2 separate regions of the Homo sapiens genome follow, and region 1 is linked to region 2. Evidence: chromatin contacts called from ENCODE Hi-C data. All regions are on one chromosome and are shown on one strand. Each heading gives the region's core, a stretch centred on a gene start or an enhancer-like site at or near the end of the contact. The rest is flanking DNA. Distances are from core to core; before and after follow the strand shown.

Evidence for each region. Hi-C counts contacts between places; a loop is a spot of excess contacts on that map. Pooled maps may share reads with other maps.
Region 1: a map of CD8-positive, alpha-beta T cell shows a loop between it and region 2 (10-fold over the local background). The contact joins the promoter of TSEN15 here to the promoter of TPR in region 2. A Hi-C loop is called at or near these places in 2 of 168 maps with a recorded cell type or tissue (CD8-positive, alpha-beta T cell and naive thymus-derived CD4-positive, alpha-beta T cell), 1 of 37 single-sample maps with no recorded cell type and 11 of 50 pooled maps.

What each region holds. Positions count from the first base shown.
Region 1 is chr1:184,050,065-184,054,932 of GRCh38, forward strand. It overlaps TSEN15 (tRNA splicing endonuclease subunit 15), which reads left to right and starts at 1,666. Exons shown (of 5, transcript NM_052965.4): 1 at 1,666-1,826; 2 at 4,290-4,371; 3 at 4,664-4,799. The coding sequence starts at 1,692. RefSeq lists enhancers at 585-1,520, 1,273-1,382, 1,443-1,572, 1,451-1,745.
Region 2 is chr1:186,373,333-186,377,614 of GRCh38, forward strand. TPR (translocated promoter region, nuclear basket protein) reads right to left here and starts at 1,921. Exons shown (of 51, transcript NM_003292.3): 1 at 1,546-1,921; 2 at 27-131. The coding sequence starts at 1,696. ODR4 (odr-4 GPCR localization factor homolog) reads left to right here and starts at 2,506. Exons shown (of 14, transcript NM_017847.6): 1 at 2,506-2,642. RefSeq lists a silencer at 1,056-1,105 and enhancers at 1,666-1,965, 2,126-2,175, 2,346-2,535.

The DNA of each region.
Region 1 (4,868 bases), core at 416-2,915, 2.3 Mb before region 2:
TATTTCTAAAATTATAATTTTCAATTTTCAGAATTTCCATTTGGTTTTAAAAATCTTTTTTTTTCTTTTTCTTTGCTGAGATTTTCTATTTGTCTCCTGAGATTTTCATTCATTGAAAACATGTTTTACTTCATTGAGGATAGTTATAATAGTCACTTTAAAATCCTTATCTGTCAGTTTCAATATCTGATTCATCTCAGGGTTGATCTCTAGAGTATGCGATCCATTTCCTTGAATTTCATATGTCAGATAGTTTTGGATAGTACTCTGGACTTTGTGAGTGTTAAGTGGAGAGTCTGGATTCTATTATTCTTCTCTGATGAGTGTTATTTCCTTTGTATTAGTAGGTAATTTTCCCGGCTAGATTTTAACTGAAAACTCTCTCCCTTTTGGAGACAGCTCTGGTCTCAGTTCAGATCTTTTGTTTTTAACTGAGCTGCTGTGATTCTGTTTTGGGTGGTTCAGGATCTCTCAGAGATGTGGGTTGACAGTTTGGGGATCCACTCTCTGACTCCTTCCTTGGGATTTCTTAATCTCTTCAGAATTCAAAATTTTCTGTCTTCACTTTTCTGCTTCCCCAGACAAGAATAACTGATAAGTTTTATACATGCATCCCTGGTACTGCTGAGCCTGACTTCTGGACTGCACTTTGCCCCAAGCTAAATGCCAAAGAGAGGAGAATTTTCTTGTGGAGTTCTTGATCTTCAAGCAAGCTTGCCCTTCCTACCAGTCTGCTGTTCACATTCCAGTATATTCAGCTTTTTGTATTGTGTCCAAGTGTAGTTCCTGATCTTCAAGCAAGCTTGCCCTTCCTACCAGTCCACTATTCACATTCCAGTATATTCAGCTTTTTGCATTGTGTCCAAATTGTTTTCTGCTGGGGGATGGTCCACTAGGGTCTTAGTCTATCATGGTTGAAAACAGAAGTTATGTCCTGCCTGGGACTTTGGATTTTGAGTCACCCTTGTCCTGGTCAATGCGATAGCCTCCTAACCAGTCTCTGTTTGTGTCCTTGCTCCCTCCAGTCTATCCTCAACATATCAGTCAGAGTGATCCTATGAAAACGTCCAGGAGCCTCCAATAGCTTCCCATTTCACTCACAGTAAATTAAAAAATACTTAAAATGTGCTACTCTGCCTGTTTGAAACTCCTCATCCTTGGCTTCCAGATCACATGCTTATGCTAGTTTGTATCCTACCTTTCTGAACACTCGTTCAGCAACTCGTGTTTCCTCTAATCCTGAAACGTGGGTCCACCCTGAAAGTATGGTTCTACTTTAAAGTTCTATGTCAGGGCACTGAGTAAGGCCTTTCCCGTCCCCAGCAATCAGAAACCAGGACCCCACTGCTGAAGGCAAAGAGGACGTATGTATCCCCCAACTTTCTCAGAGAGTTATCGGCAGCACTGACTTAAAGAGGATTAAGAGCTTCAGGGCGCAGGCTACTCTTTAATATTTTTCACGTTAGAATTTGCTCAGATTTGAATAAACGCAGAGCGAAACTAGAGAGCGTTCGCGCAGGTTCTAGCTACCTTGGTCAGAAGGAGGGGCTGATGCAACTTTCCTCCCAGTTTCTGAGCCCTCTCGCACTGCAGCTGCGAGCCTCGGGGAAGCGGAACCCACAGGCGCGCGCGCCGCTGCTTCTGGCCGGGCGCGGGTCGTGGTGCACCACGGGAGCGCCGCACCGGCCGGCATGGAGGAGCGCGGCGATTCCGAGCCGACCCCCGGCTGCAGCGGCCTGGGTCCGGGCGGTGTTCGCGGCTTTGGCGACGGCGGTGGAGCTCCTTCGTGGGCCCCTGAGGACGCCTGGATGGGCACTCACCCTAAGGTCAGGAGGCGCGAGAGGAGCAGGGCGCCGTCCAGGCCCCTAACCCAGGCAGAACACTCCCAGGCAGCTCTCTTTCTTTCTTCCTCAGTGGGAGACTGAGGACGCGCGCCACCCTCACCGAGGGGGACCGGTGTGCACAACTGCCAGCCTCAGGCAGCATCGGTTTTGTTTGTTTAAACAAGTTGCACTATCTCAATCCCCCAGCCAAAGCCATTTTGGAACTGAGAGCCAGACAGTAACTCCGCCCCTCTCAAGCCGGAGATCCCTAATAAGCGCTCCACTAGTTTTGCTGTCTAGGTAAATCCCCTTTGGGGGATAAATTTATTTAATCCTCACGGTAACCATGCAAGACAATTTGTGGGCGATGGATAAGATCTAGGGGTCCATAGTGATAAAGATTTAAGCACAGTCACGTTTACACTTAGCCTTGGGCCCAGAATGCATCTTTATTTTGAAAAGGTGCAGATTCCTAATATTTCAGATTTCTTCGAAAGTTTGAATAGGTTCTTGCTCAAAGCAGAGCTACTCACATTTTGCGTGTATTTTTCTAGATTAGCAGCAGGCGAGATCAAGATAGTCCTCTGCTTACTTCTGCTTGAGACATTACTGCCTTGTACAAGTACGGTTCCAAGCAGTGAATAGACAGTGAATGGAGATGTGGGTTTTGTAAGAATCTCAAAAACTAGTCTCTACGGTACTTTAACAGAATTGCACTCTTCTGCTAGAGAGCAATAATTCATAATCATCTAAAAACAGCCAAGAAAAAATTTGAAGGTATAAGTTTGAAGAGTTAACCTTTTTCAGCTTCTCTTGCTTAATTTTATCTTCCTACTCTGTCCCCTTCATCCTCCCAAAAGGTGAGAAAAAGAAACAATAGCATGGAAATATTATTTAGTGCCCTTTTAGGGAAACAATAGCATGGAGAGGCAGCATATTGGTTAGGCGCATGAACTCAAAATCAGACTCAGTTTAAATCCTGATTCTGTCACTTATCAACCTTGTGATTTGGGACAAGTTGCTTGATCTTATTATGCCTTAGTTTCCTCACCTGAAAAATGGGGATATTAATAGTCCATACTTACTTATACGGTTGTTACAGGATTAAATTAATGAATATTTGTAAGCCATTCAACATACAGAAAGCACTATATAAGTACTTAATAAGCGAAACACCAGTAACAACTTTTTAAGACTTTATCTAGATTTGGTGGTGTTATTCAGTTTATATACTTGTAGATTGTTTTCTTTTTCAAGTTAATGGCTGTATACACCTTGACCATCAAATCTCCCCTTTTGATTTCTCTTCTTGAAGGATCAAATTAATTTTTAAAAGAAAAAGAACAAGTAATAAAATAATAGGGGGTATTTGTTTTTCCAATTTCACCTTTCTGTTAATTTAAAAATTATGTAGTTTCATCCAGTAAAATGGTACCAGATTTATTATCCCCAAACACACTTTTATTTTATTATTCTCCTGCTTAGAAATCCTCAGTGTTTCCATACTGATAAAATCACATGTTTAGCTTGACCACCAAAGCCTTGTAACCTGGCTCAAAATTATGTTTTGGGTGTTATTTTCAAAACATGTTTGAAGTCGACAACTAATTAACCCCTGTCCTCCTGAACCTGTACAGTTACAGTGAAGCTGATGGGAGAATGTGACTTTAGACCTGTCCCCATGCAGGTCTGCTAATAATTCAACTCAGCATTAGCCCTGCATATCCACCTAGTCGCTGGCATAGCTGGGCAGCCTCAGAATTCTCCTGCAGGTGTAGGCCCCTGAAAAGTATTCCCCTTATGCTGACCAGTAGTCTGAAAGAAGCAGCTTTCTCTAGTTCCTTGTCAATTCCTTTTAAAAAATCTACTCTTAAAGTGAGAAAGAGTGGGTAGAGAGGCTAGGACTGATACTCTAGCAGATTCTCTCCATATACAAATAAGAGGCTAGGGAAATACACAGTACCCACTAACATGTCCCATCACAAGTTTTATTAAAAAGGTTTCTCTATTGCTGGCAGATAGGTTTCTTTACAGGCCCTTGAATGTATGTGGCTTAATCCCACCTTTGTGTAATTACCTGCAGTATTACTCTACTTCTCCACTTACTTAAATCATAATGTTCTTCAGTGCTCAACTTGTATCCCATCCCACCTCTGCTATAAATCTTTCACCAGTCCCTCTGAGTAGAGCTCTTCTGACCTGCTGTGTCATGTTTTTTATTCCATTTACATGGTTTTTAATCACTTACAGTCATATATTGTTATTTGCCTAACAATTTTAAGTGTGCATGTATTTAACAATTGCAAGTTCTTTAGAGACAGAGATAAGATCTTATATTGCCTTTTAACTTCCACTATACCTAGAAGAATTTTATAGATTATATATGCTTGATGACCACTTGATGATTGGAAGAAAATATTAAATAATTTTTTCTTCTCAATTTGACAATTATATTTTAATTTTCAGTATCTAGAAATGATGGAATTAGATATAGGAGATGCCACCCAAGTTTATGTAGCGTTCTTGGTTTACCTGGACCTCATGGAAAGTAAGTTGTTTGTTTATATTGTTTTGTTATTGGGACTGTGGTAGAGATTTGGGGGGTTGGATTGGGATATAGCATTCTTAACATAATAAGCAATCTTTTATGCATTTGCTGTTAATTTTGCAATTTATTTATTTACATTGGGAATTACTGAGTAACAGAAGCTACTAGAAAAGCAAAGACAGGAGGTAGTGTTACGAGTGATATTTGCTCAGCTGAGTATTAGGTAGAAGTTTGGAGTTTTTATTTTTTGTATTTAATAAACATTATTGTCCATTCAATGATGCTCTTTCAGGCAAAAGCTGGCATGAAGTAAACTGTGTAGGATTACCAGAACTCCAGCTCATCTGCCTTGTTGGTACTGAGATAGAAGGGGAGGGGTTACAGACTGTGGTGCCTACCCCCATCACTGCTTCCCTCAGCCATAACAGGTGAGCAGGTGATTTTGGTCTAAGTTCCTTTCCCGAGTAAAGCAGTAGGAAACATTAAACATAGTGATG
Region 2 (4,282 bases), core at 671-3,170:
CTTACAAAGATGAATTAAATACTTACTGAGTTTCTCTAGCTCAAGCCGCAAGCTTTGACACTCTCGGGTTTCATTCACAAGTCTCTCCTGACTGTGGGACAACCTCTTTTCTATTTCAAAATACTGTTGTTCTACAGCAGACAAGCAAAAAACAAAAAACAAAATCAAACACATGTACATACATTGTGAATACTGTTATTTATTTCTAATAACCTTGATTTTAAAACTTAAGATACAGTATTAGAATTGTGCTCCACATAAGAGAATCTGAGTAAAGATAAATAGACTGAGCACTGAAAAGGACTTAAAGCATTTCCAAACGACTTACATGACAAAAAATAAAAAATAAAAATAAGGCCTAAAAGGGGCTTTACAAATCAATGTCTTCAAGGCAGGTAACCTCATTTATCTTAGTATTTTCTCCAGACATCAGTAAACTGCTTAATAAATAAAGTATTTATTACACGAGAAAAAATTGTTTAGACAAAAAAAAACTCCTTTGTTTTAAAAGACTTCTTTTATAGTAGTCAAGATATTACCTGAAAGCATAAAACTACTAAATATATGTAAAAGTAAATGTGTAAACTTTCCAAGGGAAGGGATTGAATATCATGTTCAGCATAGTATCAGGAACATGTAAGACATTCAATATTTATGGTGCAAATTAATAAATAGAATGCAATGTACTATACTCAGCTCTGGGATCAGAGAACTAATTTTCAAGGTCAATTCTGCTTGACAGTTACACTTTTTTTGAAGTAAAAACTTGTTCAGAATTTCCAGTCAACTTAGCAAGAACAGTATGAACCTCCCCAAACAAATGGTAAACCAAAACACATTAACGGGAAGTTTGTATTTTACTAATGGTAATGACTATATTCTTCATATTTTTTTCAAGGATGTTCAAGCCATTATTGTCAGTAACTTTCTTACTTAAAGGCCTACTTTAGGTAATTACAAGAAAATTTTAATGTTTTCTATCAAACTCCAACTTTTTAAGAGAAATCAAGATATATTAAATTTATGTACTGCACATTCACTGTGTTTCCAGCGCTCTTATGCACCTAATATTCATTTTTGTAAACATCTGATTCGTTCTGGAGCCACGGGACGACGCACACACTAAGAACAAGTGCACAGAGTGGTCAATTTGGCAAAGGCCTAGAATGCAGGTGCCTAGAAAATAGGGCGGAGCCACTATCAGTTGAAGTGCAACAAAACATATAAGGTACTCTAGGCTTAGAGAGATGGGTTCGCAGACTCTATCAAGTCTGTTTCCCGTCTGCCGGACGAAGGAAAATAAGCGTCCCTGTATGAGCCTACCCTAACTACAAAGAAAATGCTACTGAACTTAGATTCAGATTTTTTTTTCAAAGGCTTCTTATCAAACTGTAAGGAGCAGGAAAGCGAAGGCTCAGGATATCCACAGAGCCCAGGAAGTGAGGTTAACAGAGCGGTACCCAGTGCCAACTTGATGGGGGAAGACCAGACCCAAAGGGCGGGAGTCGAGCCCAAAACCAAGGACGGAAAGAGCATCTCACTTACCGCTCTCCACCTTAAATTTCTCATGCCGCCCCTTCAGGCCATCGATCTCGGATTGCTGATCAGCAAGGAACTTTTCAAGTTTGTTCTGGACAGACTTGGGCAGCTTGTTCAGCTCCGTGCGCTCCAGGACTTGCTGCAACACCGCCGCCATGTCGGTGGGGCCAGGGACCCCAGTGGCAGCGGCCGACGGGGTAGAAGCGGAGAAGAAAGGCGAAGACCAGCAGGACCCAGACGCCTGGGCCGCCGCCTCTATCACCTCGCTCGGTGGCTCGCGCGCGCCCGCCCGCCGGAGACTCCCGCGGCGGGACCCTGGGAAATCGAGTCCACCCTCAGCGGCAGCGTTTCAGCAACAGCACCTCACCGCCCGCGACCGAAGTGCGCGCGCAGCCGTTGGAAGCTACGAACCCTGGGAACCCGAGCTCAGAGGCTATCCCTGATCCTCTTGCGCACCCAATTTTCCGGCTTCCAGCTCCACCCACTTCAGGCCTTGTAGGGCTCTGGGAAATGTAGTGTTTTTCTCATTCTTTTCCGGGAGCCCAATGCTGCACCGCCCTCTCAGCTTCCGTTTTTCTCCCCGCTCCCCTGGCTCTCCTATCTCGGCCCCGTAACCGCTGTCCGCACGGTGGCGCCACATACGTACTCGTCACCCCTTGGCCCTCCCTGAAGAGCTGGTGACCTTACCGTCAAAGCCCCGGGATGCCATGGATCGTCCTCGTTGGCGGCTTCTGGACACTGAGCCACTAGAGGGCATCGGTCCCGGTAGGGCCGGACGGCAGGCTCCGGGATACCGCCACGCTCTCTATGGCGCCCAGAAGGGGGCGGGGTGGCGACCGCAGTCGCTTTGGCTGAGGCTCTGCGGGGAAGGGAGGGGGGGCTTTTACGTCATCAATCTGCGCCACCTGACTCCCAAGTCCCTGGCTTTGGAGTGGGAAGTGAGGTGTGGGAAGTAGGTCGCTTTCTGATGAATTCAGTGGCAGTGAATTGAGACCGGAGGGAATCTGGCCCCTAGAGGCTGGTACTTGGGCCCGAAACCCCCATCTCCGGCGGAGAGACCGTCCGAGGTAATTGTCTGCCACGAGTGCACATTCTGAAAACAGGTAAGTCAGCCTAAGTGTAGTGTGTGTGTGTGTGTGTGTGTGTGTGTGCTCTCTTTTCAAGAGAAAAAGGAAGGGACAGTGTTGGAACCATATGGACAGTCACTCCGGCACACACTTCTGACGAACTTACCTTGTGTGAAACGGCGTACCTAAATGGTTTTTGGTGGTGGGGAGGTGGCACTGAGTGATTCAGTACCCGGGAATTTAAGGACCCGGGTTAATTCTTCAGGAGGAGAATTAAAAGAAACCGGTAGCACTTTGAGTGTAGCCTATGTTTTAAATTTTTCGTTGCAGAAACGGTTACCTAACATTATATTGTTTTTAAAATTGAAAACTGTTGTAACTGAAGTTTTTAAACACATTGTTAATTTCTACAGTAACAGAACTTGTATGGTTCCAGATCATAATTCTGTAGTTTTAAAGCTCAATCCGTAGATTGTTTCGTGTTTACTCTTATGAAAGAATTTGTTAAATTATTCATTGTAAATAATGCATTCCCAGTGTCGTCTCTCTGCAGTTCCCACAGTCGTGGGCCTTCTGTGAATTGGTGATTTAGTTCTTATATGAAATTTATTCTTTTTCTCTAGTTCTTACTTTTGAATCATGTTGTGAAGCCGTCTAAGAAATATAAATGGAAGCATTTTATGATATTTTGTAATAACTAAGGAAAAATAAATCAACAGCGGAGCTTAAGGTTGATTTTTCCCCAAAAATATTTTTTAGATAAGCATTGTAATTAAAGTTGCTGGTATATGAAGTATTATGCTATGTCCTAAGCCCACAGTATTATCATACTGTTGATCTGTCATTTGGGAAATGTAGATTTTTCTGTACTTAGATTCACAGAATCCTAAAATTAGATAGGTTTTCAGATCTGCTAGGATTCAAATGCTTTATTTTATAGATTAGGAAACCAGAGCCCAGAAAGGTTGAGTTGTGTCAGTCACAGTGCTTGGACCACAAAGGCTTTGGCTGATATACAACATTTCTGGAAAATTATGACCCTATAAGGCAAAATACAGTTGTCCCTTGGTATCCGTGGGGCATTGGTTCCAGGACCCTCTCACCTGCCCACCCCATGGATATGAAATCCATGGATGCTCCAGTTCCTTATATTAAATGGTGTAGCATTTGCATATCTTAAATCATCTCTAAGTTACTTATAATACCTAATACAATGTAAATGCTATAGTTGTTATATTATATTGTTTAGGGAATAGTGACAAGAAAAAACATCTTTAATGATACAGATGTAATCATGCTTTAAAAAAATAATTTTTCAATCTGTGGTTGGTTGAATACATGGAAGTGGAAACCACAGATGTGGAAAGCTGACTATATACATTTTTAGTACTGCCTTTTATAAAGTATGGTTGACTACATTTAAAAATTTTGAAAGAGCACTAAAGAAAAATTTATCTGACATTCAATCAGATTTCATAATTGAATAGATTTTCATCTCCCTATTACATTCAGTTTCTTACACATTAATATGGCTACTAGGTGACACCCTAGAAGAAATAAGGTTAAAAGGTTAAATATAACTTTAGAATTACTTGTATTTGTTGCAAGAATTAAGAATTATTAGACCAGAAGGAAAAGGAGTATAATATGATATAGAGGAAAGTAGATACATAGAA